Regions from separate parts of the Homo sapiens genome. Here region 1 is linked to region 2. A link is a loop called in an ENCODE intact Hi-C map of the cell type or tissue named here. Cell type or tissue: dorsolateral prefrontal cortex. All regions are shown on one strand. Each heading gives the region's core, and the rest is flanking DNA. Links, peaks and the distances in the headings are about the cores only.

Region 1 (8,221 bases), core at 1,445-6,444, 300 kb before region 2:
CTGTGAGATAGGAATTATTATCCCTACTTCATCAGTGCATGGACAGATTTAGAGAGGTGTGGTAACCTCTCAGGCTGCACAGCAGGGTTAGAGGTGGCTCAGGATTAGAACTACAGATACGCATCTTCCAAAGTGCAGGATCTTTTTTACTGCACCTTGCTGAATTCCAACAATGTTAAACTCAGACGCAGCTACAAACAAGGTTTTCGTTTGTTTCTTTGCTATAGTTTTTTGTTTTGTTTTGTTTTATATCACTATCAAAGAAGCAGCAAGACTCAGATGACCTACCTTAGACTTTCCTTTCGTTCTGGCTAATATGAATTCTTTGAGACTTTTTGGAGGTCCTATAACTTCTTTCTTATGTTTCCTCACTTTTATACTTTTATGTCTTGAAATATATTTGGGCAGCTGCAAAAAAGAAACAGGCAGTTATTTTACTTAACAGTATCTTGATAGATAAAAGGAACCAGGAGAAGCCAGGTAACCTACCTTCTTTTTTATTTTTTTTATTTTTATTTTTATTTTTTGAGACTGTCTTTTTTTATCACCCAGGCTGGAGAGCAGTGGTGCAATCTCAGCTCACTGCAACCTCCGCCTCCCGGGTTCAAGTGATTCTCATGCCTCAGCCTCCTGAGTAGCTGTGATTACAGGAGCCTGCCACCAAGCCTGGCTAATTTTGTATTTTTAGTAGAGATGGGGTTTTAACATGTTGGCTAGGCTGGTCTCGAACTCCTGACCTCAAGTGATCCACCTGCCTCAGCCTCCCAAAGTGCTGGAATTACATGTGCAAGCTACCGCAGCCGGCCGGTAACCTACCTTCTGAAATACTTATGACAATTCCTAGAAGTCTAAGAACTATATTTTTAAAAAGCATTATGGATTTTAAAAATGTGCTCCCCATTCATCAGCTCCCTTTCCCACCCATATTCTTTGAAGGGAGGGGTAGGTGATGCGCCCTTTTTATGTTTGCACAATATATGAATTCCTCATAGTATCCAGGGTAAACTTTTGAGCCTCATGGTCAGTGTTGGAAAGATGCTCAGCTAGGATCGGCCTTAATAAAACAAAAAGATCCTTCCAAATCACTTGTCCTTCTCTTCCCTTTTCAACTCTGAACTTGCCACTCTATTTTTAGCTAGATCAGCTTCTTATTTAGGATAGTTTCCTTTTATTTCTACATTGAGAATTATCTATTCTTTATCATATCTGATCATATGTAAATATGTAACTGTGGATTGTGGTAAAAATTTCTGACAAGTGAGCCCCTGAGAACCCTTGAGGACTTTACCTTTTCAATTTTCTTTGCTACTTTCATTCTAAACTTGAGACAGATAGTTCTGTCTTTTTCTATCTCTTCAATCTTGTAACTGTGTAATATGACTATTAATTGTTTATTACTTACTGGTTACTTTTAATTGTTTCCTTTTAACAAGTCAGAGCTTTCTTAGCTTTTAGTTTGGAACTTAATGTTTTTTGTCGTTAATTTTTTGTATTTCATGGCATATTTCCCAAATAGATTGAGTATGCCATGTCCTCCTTTCATCACTGAACTCTGCTCTTTTCTCATTTGGTTGCTATCTTCTCTACTTTAATAGAGACTGAAAACACAAAACTAGATTTCAGTGACTTAACAGACCTCCAAAATATGAACTCTGATTATTCATGTCAGTCTTTATAAGAATACATGATTCTCCTGAACAGTTTTCTTCCTCAACTGTGATTCTAGGGCAACAACTTGGTTTTCTGGGTATGCTGTCACTCCTATTGCTCTTTCTGATACTGGATGGTGGCCATTGATGCCTTCTGCTTTTGGGGTTATAGAACGTTACAACTGAAAGGCACATTAGAGATCATCTAATTGAATTCTTTCTTAAACAGATCAGTTGAACACATGAGGCCCAGAGGCCATATTACTAGAACTAGGATTAGAACCCCAAGTCTCCTAACTTGTTCCCTAAATGCCCTGGACTGGATTAGGGATCCTGTGGTGTTTTTTCTTTACACAGGTTCACCTCTCCATGCTACAGAGTAGTAATCCCTGCTTATCACTGCAAGATATTGCTGGAAATAGTATCCTTCAGGAGTTGATTATAATTGGTAATCATTTCCTATGGAAACAATATTTAAAGTGTATGGTGTATTCTTGATCCAGAGTTAATCATCAAGGAAATCATAGATTTGACAAACAATATATTGAACCCAAGACTGTACTAATTCAAAAAACGCATACTATCTTCCAAGTCCTATAAAATAGACCAAAGTGTGCAGGCTGATCAAATACAGTGTTAAGATTTGTGCTCCAGTACTGATGGAGGCATTGCCAAGTGAATTTCTGGCAGGTGAACATCTTATCTAGAGTGAGCTTGTTGAGCCGGGAAAGCTCAACAGCCCTGTTCCGTGGGCAGAGATGTCCCTTGTTAGCTAGACACCTGGTCTGCCATTATTAGCTTTCTCTGTAGCTTGGAGTGGGTGGCTATTATTATTCAGCCTTTTTTTTTTTTTTTTTTTTTTTTTTTTTTTTTTTTTTGAGCCCAGGCTGTAGTGCAGTGGCGCCATCTTGGCCCACTGCGAGCTCCCCCTCTCGGGTTCACGCCATTCTCCTGCCTCAGCCTCCAGAGTACCTGGGACTGTAGGCGCCCGCCACCACGCCTGGCTAATTTTTGGTATTTTTAGTGGAGACGGGGTTTCACTGTGTTAGCCAGGATGGTCTTAATCTCCTGACTTCGTGATCCGCCTGCCTCGTCCTCCCAAAGTGCTGGTATTACAGGCCTGAGCCACCGCGACCGGCCTATTCAGCTTTTTTCAGTTTCCAGAATATTCCATATTGAGTAAAAATAGCACTACAGAAAATTGCCCCTTCCACTTGAGACAACATTTCCATGTGGAGTATGGCCGTTCATTGTTAACACAATAGGTTGGAATAATAACAGCTTGGACACTCAGCTCCACTTTCTGATGCAGTCAACCCCCAGATTAATAATTTGTATTAGAAAAAGACTGTTAAAGCTGGGCAGGTGACTCACGCCTGTAGCCCCAGCACTTTGGGAGGCCGAGATGGGTGGATCATTTGAGGTCAGGAGTTCAAGACCAGCCTGGCCAACATGGTGGAAACCCTGCCTCTACTAAAAATACAAAATTAGCCTGGTGGGTGGTGAGCGCCTGTAATCCCAGCTACTCGGAAGGCTGAGGCAGGAGAATCACTTGAAACCAGGAGGTGGGGATTGCAGTGAGCCGAGGTTGTGCCACTACACTCCAGCCTGGGTGACAGAGTGAGACTCCATCTCAAAAAAAAAAAAAAACTATTAAAAGAAAATAAATGTAACATTATAAAATACAATTATGTTTATCCACATTTGAAATTTTTAAAAGATAGCCTTGATTTTGGTAAAGTCAGACCTTAATTCTGGGATTTATGTCTTTACTTTCTTGATTGGTAGTATAATGCTCTTTTTTCTTTTTTTAATGTGAGCTATTTTATTTTTATTCTTTTAATAAATATTTTAATTAACAAATCATAATTGTATATATTTATGAGGTATAATGTGTTGTTTTGATATGTATACAGTATGAAATGATTAAATCATGTGAATTGACTTCTTTTTTGAAATCATAGTAATAGAGGATGCTTTTTTTTTTTTTTTCAATGTTCTTCCTTGACAACACAAAAATTTGGTGTAACCCTTGGTTGGGTCCCCAAATTATTTTTGAAATTTTACTGGTCAGTGAAATTTCCAAATCTGGTAACCACCATTATCAGGTATGATTTTATGTGAGCATAAATATAACAGCTATAAGACCAATAGGACCTATGTGAATATGCAAATTATAATACACATTAGGGGCTTAATTATCAGTTTCTCATTTCTTCTTACAATTTAGAAAGACTTCACTGGCAATATTTGGATAGGTGGAATCTTTTGGTTCAAATAAGAGATTTCTCTCAATAAATACCGGTCTAGCAAATCCTCCCGGGCTAGAATGGTGATCTTTAAGGGCGTTCACGAGTGGAGGGCCACTATTTCCAAATGAAAAAGCGTCATCAAATCATCACTGCATTGATTTGCTTCTAGACAAGGCATTTTATTTTAAAATTTCAAATAACAGAAAATCGAGAGTGCGACATTTTATGATTATTTTAAAGACACACAGGTTTTAAAAATGCTTGAGAAATGCTAATCCGGAGTGGAGGTCATTCTGTAAAAAATAGCCTGCCTCCTGCTTCTGCTGCCACTAGATGGTACCCGGGTGCGCCGGGAAGCCGTCGGAGAACGTCTCCTGGGGGTTGCGCTGCCGTCGGGCAGGTGGCCGAGCCCCGCGGGAGCTGTCGTCGGGGCCGAATTCACTGCGCCAAGGTCCAGCGGAAAGCTGGGGCATCCCGGCGACCGCAGGGTGTCCCTTCGCAAATTCATCAGGCGAAGGGGAGGCGGAAGCTCCTGGCCGCTGCTCTGGGGGAGGGCTCCGAGCTCCAACCTGCAAGTCCAGGCAAGGGGAGCTCCCCGGGGGCGGGCCGGGGTGCCAAGGTCCTTTTTGGGGTGGGGAGCGCGCTGGGGACCGGGAATGGAGTTCCATCAGGGCAGTGAGTGTTACCAAACCCGTTGACAAAGTGGGGGCAGGTTAATGCACATGCAGGGCCGCGTCGCAGCAGGAGGTATTTCCACACTGCCTGGTGAGGGAGGACTGCCGCGGTTTCCTCAGGCTGGTGGGTGCTGTCTGGACCGTCTTGGAGGACTACTGAGAGGATGGGCTGGGACTCGTCCTCCGAACGGCAGGAAGGCTGAACAGGTGTGCTTCTCAAGATTCACCTCCAAGAAACCTTCCCGCCCCTGCCCCGTCCCTTACCCGCAGCCCCAGCCGGATTCAGTAGTGCTCCACCTCTGTGTCCCAACGCAGCTCACAGCTCCTACATGTGTCCCTGACTCAGTTTACCACACTGTCCTAACATCCTTTAACCTACAAGGCCAAGTTCCTTTAGTGCATGTCTTTTCTCTCTCCTCTCTCCCTCCCTCCCTGCCTTGACTCTTTGCCAAAGAGTTTGGCATGTAGTAAAGTACTCTTTAAATAATGATCTTAAAAACTTATCTAAAGACTTGCCATAAAGTAATTCATTTACTACTGTCAAGGAGATTTGTATATTAGCTATGAATTGGATGATCCATATCAAAATTGCATATATATTTAAGTGTCTAAAAAACAAATCATAAATTGGAAGAAAATATTGACTATTTAGAAAATATCTGGATGGGAGATTTTCTAAGCTTTAAAGCAAAATAAATTGCAGAGTAAAATATTGATAGACACAGTTTATGTCTATCATGTTATTGGATTTTAATGAGAACATCACTATGCATATCTAGTGTAAAACTCCACGGAGTAATATTTGGAGAAGTTGTATACATTAGTGGTTCGGGGGTTATGGGATTAGGAGTGATGTATTTTATTTTACTTCCTTCTTTATGTGTATTACTTGACTTCTTTTTGTCAAGGGGCAAGTATCGTTCTGCCCCCCACCCCCCAAATAATGAAGGTAATGTGTTAGGAAAAAAGCAAATAAATATGAAAGTGGGAAAAGCTATATGTAACACATATGACAAAGGATTTCTATATCTATTTCTATTCTATTCTGTTCTATTCTATATCTTTATAAAAACCTCTTTCAAATTGAGAAGAAACTTTAAAATTCATCCAAGAGATAAATAGCATGGACAAAAATTTCTTCTGTACTTTGCAGTTTTCTACAATTTGTAATTCAGTACATCTTTATTGGATTTTACCGCACTGACAGACCCTATTCTAAACGTTGGGATGTGATGGTAGATAAAACAGGAGAAGGGCCCTGCCCTCATGAAGTTTTCATTCTAGTGGGTCTAATACAATTAAAAAGCGAATTACAGATTGTGATACATAGCAGGAAGGATGGGGAGCAGATCCTTGAGCAAGGGGAGTCACTGAAGATTTCTCTGAGGGGGTGACATTTGAGCTGAGACCTGGAGAATGAGAAGAAAGGGGAGAATACTACAGGCAAAGGGAACAAGAAGAGCAAAGGCCATGAGGTGGGAAACTTGTTATATCACAGCTGTGAAAAGGAGACCAGTGCTCCGGAAGGCTGAGTTATGAGAGATGAGGTTGGAGGAGTGGGAAGAACCCAGACTATTAGCCTATCAGGTCATGATAATGATTGTGGATTTTGCTTTATTCTAAATGTAATTGGAATCCATTAAACACCAATATTCTCCTAAGCAGGAGACAATAGATTAAGAAACCCCAATTACTGGGGAACAGTTTGATGTGGAACCATTTAGGCTGCCAGGGTAAGAAAATAACCTTTCAAATTAAGGATTATATGTGATTAGCAGAGGAAATGTGTCCTGTGATTGGGAATACTCTTTTCTTTGACACTTCAAATAGGGTCTGTTTTTTCCCCCTACATGGCTGCAAAGTCTAAACTGGGCCAGAGGACTCCAGGTAGTCTGTATCCTCCCTAAGGAAACAAAGATTCAGCCTTGGAGACACTGCTATGTACCCAAGAGCGGTTATCACCAACTGCTACCCCTGCTAGCCTGTTGCCCACTCATGCCTTGCCTTCCAAAGGCAGGAAGGAGAAGACTGCCATCTTCCTATCTAAGAATCCTGCATTTTCATCCTTTCAAAGGGATGTTTTAAGAGAATCCACACAAATAATTTTGTCGTGAACCATTTTGATTATGTTGTATCCCTTTATGGTTGATTAATAATTGTCCCACACTGGAGGAGCTTAGCAGCTAAGGTTATTCATGGTATTTCTGGAAAAAGCTTTCTTTGAAAGGTGAAAATTTCAGTTAATCACCACGCTGATAAGCAGAAATGCTAAACTGAGAAATTTTCCTGTTAAGTTTTTAAATTGCACTAAAAGCTTTATGACATTGTGCCATCATACGTGTCCTTTCCATATGTATTCAAAATTTTGAGGCAGTAAGTAAATAAATAACACTCTTCTAGCCAGTTTTAAGCTCTAATTGCTGTCAGCCATTGAAATATTATTGGGAAACATTTTAATATCTACTTAGTAGAATGTAGACTATTCAGATTGCTGAAGTGTGGTGCTATTTTGAGTCGCTTTTGGTCTTGCATACTATTTCTGTAATCCTGTGGACACTAAGATTGAGGGACTCATCAACAGTCTCTGGATGTCTCACATAACTCAGAGAGGCTATGAACATTTTCAGGCCTCTATCACTTTTCCCCCATCGCCCCCAAATTTCATGCTGATATTGGAAAGAACATTCAATTATCATGTAATACATATAGTACAGGATAAACAATTTTTAATATTAATTAGAGATGTTTTGTTGATTTATAAACCAGTAGAATTCTCTCACCCACTGAAATAGCAGGGTGTGAATTTGGGGGCACAGACCTATCCTGTTCACATACCCAACACCAATTCTCTCTTTTCATCTATCATAGGTAATCCTTAAGTCACTTATATTGAGAATTGTGACACAAGTTCAGAGTAGCAGAGGACTATAGACCTGGAGGGGTCTTTAGAAGTCTTCTAGCCTGCTTCTTGACCTCCTCATTTTACAGGTGAGGAAGATAAGATCTGGAGAGATTGGGGAACATGTCTAAAGTCTCAGGTGGCTGGTGGTCAGGTGAACTAAAACCTCCAGTGTCAGTCAGTGTTGCCTTTGGACTGAGAAAATTCCAAATGGTTAGTACTAATAATTTACAATATGCTGAATTCTAACTAAATTGAGCCCTACAGCTGGAAGTTTAAGCAGTTCTCCTGGACAGAATCTCTGTTGGTAGGGTGGTTTCATTCCTTCTCAGCTCTAAGGGTGAGGCCTTCTTTAACAGGGAACGTAATTGCTACTTTGTGCAAAGGAACAGTTTTTCTTTGTGATGGATGTTTTCCCTTATTTGTGGAGTTCTGAATTTTTTTGGTTGCAGCCTGAGAAGTAGTATTTCTACCAGCTGAATCTTTATTGAAAGCTCATTTGGCCAAAAAAGTTTGCATTTATATTGCCCATATTTTATTAATGCTACTTTCTTTCTTTCTTTTTTCTGTTTTTCCTTACTGTTAAGAAAGGCAAATGCTTTGAAATGACCACATGACAAGAAAATAAAATTTTGACAAGGAATAGAAAAGGAAGCTAGATCTTTGCCCGATTTCCTTTGACCCTGTCTGGCTTTCCTTCAGATTTGCTAGTGCTAGTTTTCCTGGCTTCTTTCCTGCTGCTGTACT
Region 2 (5,946 bases), core at 80-5,079:
CTAAAAGTCAATGCACCTATAAGAGTTATGAGCTATGTTCCCTGACTGACCCCTTCAAGCCTTTTGACTGCTTAAGCACTGAATCATAGATAAATTGAGTCCTTCAAAGAACAGCAGATTCCAGCTGATTCCCTGTCAGAATCTTCTTAATGACCCAAGCAAGCTACAATTCATTATAGGAAAGTCACGAAAGCTAATACAGAGCCAAGCATAAAGGCACTTTCTGGCAGGCCCCCAGGTTTTTAATGGATTTACAGGGTCAAATATGGAGGTAGCTTTCTTTAAGTCACCATTTAATGCAGAAAAATGTTGATTTCCTTTCCCCCTTTGACATCCTGGGCAGGGCTAACAAGATGATGGGTTAACAGTGCAACTTAGGGTTTTCAGATTTCTCGAACAGCTGTGCAGAGCCGAATCTATAGGACATGTCCTGGGAAAGCCTCCTGAGCTGGGAGGAGCTGAAGTCTTTGTTGCCAGGGACACTATTTGTGTCCTTCCTGTTCTATGATGCCTAACAAAGAGCTCTAACTCAGGGTGCTGCACTGATGCAGACTGGATGCTCACAGAATTGCCAGACTTCATAAAAGGGGGCTCAGTACATTGGTCCTCAATTTTACATGCTTAGCTTAGTGAACAAGAAAGTAAGGGACATCTTCAGGGATCAGAATATGCGGAAAAAATTAAAGGCTACAGGGAAACTTGCAAAGGTTGGCAAGAAAGACTTGTTCCCTCATATGGATGGAAGAAAAACAGAGGTATGTGTAAACCAAAAATCTGGAATTCAGGTCTTCCACATAACAGCGGAAAAACAGATCTTCAGTTGAATGCTGCACTGGGAAAAACAATTTGCCCATTAGCAAAGGGAGAAAACAAGGAAGCTGGATTGTCCCTGAGAATCTGAAACTTTACACCAGGCTTCATTTGGATTTGAGATGAATATTTACACCACCTGCCTTGGATAGGAACCATCACAGACTTTCAAGGCATAGAAACAAACATTAAAAATAGTACCAGGTTGTTAATTACTTCTGAGGTGCCTGGCACAGGCAGAAACAAAGCAACTATGGAAGGATGGAATCTCTATCAAAAATCCTCAGAGAAAGCTCTATTAGCAATTTAAAATGACAAATATGGGAGGAGACAGCTCACTGTTAGTAAATGTGGGCATCACAAGGCACAGAAGGATTCAATGCCCCCACAGTCCCACCCCTGAACTTCAGAGAGGAAGGTGAATAGAAAGACATGAAGGTAGAATAATCTCGGGGCTTAAAGGAAGGAAAGCATGCTGCAATTGCTCTCTGTACTGAAGCAGAGATAAATATTATGTAAGCTCCTGTATTTGTGGATCATGCAGAAATATTCTATCTTCAAACAAATTTGGAAAATTCTGGTTTCCACAGAGCCGAACAGGTGGTTCTACTCCAGAACTTCTCAAAATCTTCAGGGTGTTAATGTTCAGCTTGCTGTCAGAATGTTGTACAAATGTTTCTCAAATGTGCTTGACCATGGAACCCTGAGACAGCACAAGTAACATTGGTCAGGACAGTGTTTGGGAACCCCCTGTTTAACTATTTGTGTCTATTTTGTATAATCCTTCCAAGAACCGAAAAGCATTGGAAGGAAAGATAAAACTTTTCTGTCCCTTACATGTCCCTCCCTCATTTGACCTGAAGATTTTTTTTTCCTTTTTCTTAGAAATTACTGAGGAAACTATTTAATTGAGGTTTTTGCCATGGAAGGTACTTTTACACCAACCTAATACTTTTCTTCATATAGACATCATCTCTGAAGTGTTTTGGAATTGTTATTCTTCATTTCATTATTAGTTGTTTTCAGAATTTTCCTTTTTATTTAAAAATAATTGATCCATGTTTTTACTGTAAACCATTTTAATCTTTAAAAAAAATAGGCAGTGTATGAATTTTAAATTATCCATGTTGTATTATTTCATTTTCCAATTTAGGAAGTAGACATTCCGCACAATTTATGACAGAATTGTTAAACATTAGGCTATTTGCCAGCGGTTTAATCCAGTGTAAAAATACATTATTGGTGAGATTCTTTCATTAGCTTCAAATGTTGTCGTTTCAATAAGAAAATATTTCTTCTTATTACAAAAAACCAAAACTTTCACTGGATTTAAATTTCTGCTTGTGGAGGTTGAAAAAAGGGAAACGGAGCTATAGACTGTTTGCCAGCAGTTTAATCCAGTGAAAAATACATTATTGGTGAGATTATTAGCTTCAAATATTGTTGGTTCGATAAGAAAATGTTTGTTCTTATTACAAAACACAAAACTTTCACTGGATCTAAATTCCGTAGTGGAGGTTGAAAGAAGGGAAACGAAGCAAGTAACAAAAAGAAGTTGTGGAGTTTATTTTCTTGGAACTTTCCACGATTGTCTATCTAAAATAATGATCTACTTAATTTGTTGTAAATTACCTGGAGAAAGGTCCTAATTTTTTAAAAATGTTAATAACGCTCCCTGCTGGTTTGCTTCAGAAGGGAGCAAACTACATCTTCACTGAAATTTGTTTAAGGAAGACAACAAAGGAAAATAGAAGGAATTTGTTAAAATCACTTTTTAAAATACTTGGTGCATTTTGATATAGTATAGCGGAGGCATCAGCAGAAGGCTGTTTCATTAGGAGAGCTCTCCAGAAATTTCATAGGAACTCACTCAGGTTAGCGCAACAGCGGAGCCCAAAGGTAGTTTTCTAGTGCCCTCTGGTGGTTAAAGCTTATTATTACTCTGACTGAGATTCTGCGTTGCTGGAATGGGAAATATTAGAATAGTGGAAATTCCTTTCTTTTTTTTTTTTCTGCTCAGCGGTTGAAATTAAAAATTGTAAATTTATTTTACAGTTATATTTGACATGTTGTTATTTGAACAGTGTATATAAATCCAAAATGTCTGATAAGTTACCAGGTTGAGCCACTTAAAGTAGCTGCCATTCTATTTGGACCCATAAAAATGGCAATTTTATAATACAGTGCGTTATCTAAAAACAGGTCACATAAACTTATTTATCAGTTGAATTTTGTAAAAAACAGAACCATTTTTTTAAGACTAGTTTCTTGTCTTTCATAGCTTTCCTGGATTTCCCGAATACTTTCAAGGGGGAATATTATAGTAAGTTTTTGCTATCAGGAGATTTTCCAGACAGAAAGCATGGTATAATCCACTCTCAAGAAGAACTGAAAAAATTTGGCCTAAAAGGGCGGGATAACTAATGGTCACATTTTTAAAGAATTTCTTGGATGAAGAAAAAGGAAGCTGAAATAAAACAAAAACACTGGGGTTAGTTATAAGTCAAATTAAATTAGAAATAAAAGATTAGAAATAAGCATGACTGTCTAAGAACCCCAGCTGAAGGCTTGACTAATCATATCTAAACCCACGTGTCTTACCATCCTCTTCAAATGCAGCTTCACTCCTAGAAGGGGTTTGAAATGGCTTTTCCCCAGCTTCTCCTCTTTCTTGATGTTTTCTCAGCCTTGTACTCTGGCTACCTTATCTGGCTTAGCTTCTTCCCTTTGGATACCATCCTTCATGCCCTGGAATGTTATCTGCTATTCTCTGATATTTTCTGTTATTTTAAGTTCCTCTTTGAAATCTTTACAAACCCCAATTAAATCTTATCACCCCCTTGCTTAACTCTGCTCAATAACTTCCCACTGCTTTCAGAAGAAAGAAGGAAGCAAGGCAGGAAAGAAGGAAGGAAAGAAATAAAATCCTTACTTTGCTTACAAGGACCTGTGTGATCTGGCTCCTTCCTTCCTCTTCACCTTCATCTGGTGCCATTCTTCCCTCCTTCACACCCTGACAACATTCGTCTTCTTTCCAGTGCTTGGATGGAGAACACTCACCTGTCTTAGGGCTTTACGTGACCTTTACCCTCTGCCTAGCACTCTTCTTTAGAGCTTGGCTGACTGACACTTAGTGTTTTAGGCCTGAGTTACAAAGTCTCCTTCTCAGAGAGGATTTCTCAGCCACTCTAACTGAGGAGTCATCAACTGTGGCCTGTTCCCTAAATGAGAGCTATTATATTTTGTATTTACACTTGACTTGCTTATTTGTTTATAATCTTTCTTCTCTACCCAAATTAAGCTCCACAAGGAAGGAACCAAGTCTACTTCATTCATCACCCTGTAATCCAAGTCTGAAATACTCCCAGATCTACGGATACTCAATAGATATCTGTTGAGTTAATCAATGAACATGACCACTTGGTAGCCTTCCTCAAGTTTACCTATATTTAATTCTCAGCCATGCTTTGTCCCATCTTTGCTCATACTTGGTGTTTATTTATAATGTAATTACTCATTCTTTCCACACATTTTTGAAAGAGATTTTGTGTTTTGTTTTTATGGAGTAAGATTTTAAATTGCCACTTGAACTTACCACACCACTAGCTCTCACAATGGGAGCCCTTAAGTCAGGAAAGACATTCTCCAAGTACCATTTGAAACTTTTGCACTTCAGTTTCTTTCGCAGCTCCCTTTGCTGGGTGAGGTTGCCAACATCTAGCCCTTGGTCGATGAGGTGGTCTCCGTGGCCATAGAACAGCTCCTTATACTCATCCAGCCAGACCTCGGCAACCCGCACCAAGTTCCGCTCCACTGTCTTCATCCGGTCTTTGGGGAAGGAATATGGATTGTCATTTCTGAATATATGGCCCACTCGGGAGCAGGGAATGATCTCAATTTCACCACCACACATCCACACCTGGAAGAATTTGATGATAAGCATCAATTATCAAATGATTATCCACAAATCATCGGCACTTAACAATGACAAGAAACCACCTTGTTTCCCCCTACCTGAAGTAATACTCAACTTCAAAAACACTTTTGCAATAGAAAATCAAACTCAACAGGCTTATTTAATTTTGTGTATTGCTGTGGATCATTTTAGGATTAGTAAAATGTAATTTTTTCTTTCCTAACTTTCAATGTAAGTTTTTTTTAATTTGTAAATAAATCTTCACAGAATCCCATTTTGTAAAACATGAGTTCTTGTTTTGATTGAATCAGGGAAAGAAGTATAGATGTCCATTTGTTCACGTTCCTCTACTCTCATTTTTGGGAAGAACCAAAAGGCTTGTGGAACACAACTCAAAACCATCCTTCATGATCAGCAGCTCCAAAATTACACCCTTTTACATACATACAGAACACCCACCCAATAGGAAAGCAATTACTTTTTGGACACTCTCTACTACTGCTGTTGCCAAGGCTTTCTCAGAAGTTAATCAATGATTGTATAATAGATTGTATAAAGTGCCCAAAGGAGCTGTACTATAAGGCACACCTGACCTGTTGGTGACCTGCTTTAGAGGTATTTTAATGTACTTCTGTCATTTGTGTTCTCTAAGATGATCCATTACAGATTGAGTCTATTCCTTCCAACATTCTAGACAGATGTTCCAGGAGAGTTATTTTGTAGCACGTATGACTCCCACAGCATTTACTCTGAGTGGCAGAAAGTCATTTCCCCCATATTTATAAGCAGAAATGGTGTTGTGAAATATTAGGGAATGCTAATAAATTTTATGACAGCAATTGATTCTTCCAAATTCAATCTGAGATATGAAAAAATTAATCCAGAGACCCTAAAATTTCTGTGAAATTTCCTCTCAGTGGCAGTCACATACCTGATTATGGTAGTAAAATCAAACCATTTAAAATTGATTAACTCATTATCGTAAAGAAAAGTTGGGAAACACCTGGTAATACCTTGAATGAGAGCTCCATATTTTCCCCACCCCAAACATCAAGGCCAGGGTCGTATGTTCCAAGTTCAAAAAAGTAACTTTTGTCAATAGAAAACAATCCACCAGCCATGACAGGGCACCTACAAAAAGAAAAGTTTGTTTTTTAAACTTGCATCTCATGAAAGCTCGACTTTTAGAGTTGTTCCTCTGTACATCTGTACGGGAGGTA

What was found. Peaks named below come from ENCODE experiments on the same cell type or tissue, not always from the same donor. Only the 100,000 strongest peaks of a DNase experiment are listed, where the experiment ranks them.
Region 1: it touches region 2 in a loop (3-fold over the local background); 44 of 110 quality-filtered maps call a loop at or near these places.

Annotation. Positions count from the first base shown.
Region 1 is chr2:157,593,621-157,601,841 of GRCh38, reverse strand. The region is part of intron 1 of ACVR1C (activin A receptor type 1C); the gene reads left to right. Among named protein-coding and RNA genes, the nearest start is that of ACVR1C, 31 kb to the left of the region's middle. In dorsolateral prefrontal cortex, for the core only: a CTCF peak has its summit at 4,232 (motif pointing right); a DNase peak (open chromatin) is centred at 4,271; H3K4me3 peaks cover 731 bases; H3K27ac peaks cover 722 bases.
Region 2 is chr2:157,299,459-157,305,404 of GRCh38, reverse strand. It overlaps GALNT5 (polypeptide N-acetylgalactosaminyltransferase 5), which reads right to left. Exons shown (of 10, transcript NM_014568.3): 6 at 5,740-5,857; 7 at 4,406-4,729. Among named protein-coding and RNA genes, the nearest start is that of ERMN, 23 kb to the left of the region's middle. RefSeq lists a silencer at 2,716-2,795. In dorsolateral prefrontal cortex, for the core only: CTCF peaks have their summits at 2,506 and 2,708 (motif pointing left); no DNase peak of the experiment used is centred there; H3K4me3 peaks cover 918 bases; H3K27ac peaks cover 1,672 bases; H3K27me3 peaks cover 650 bases.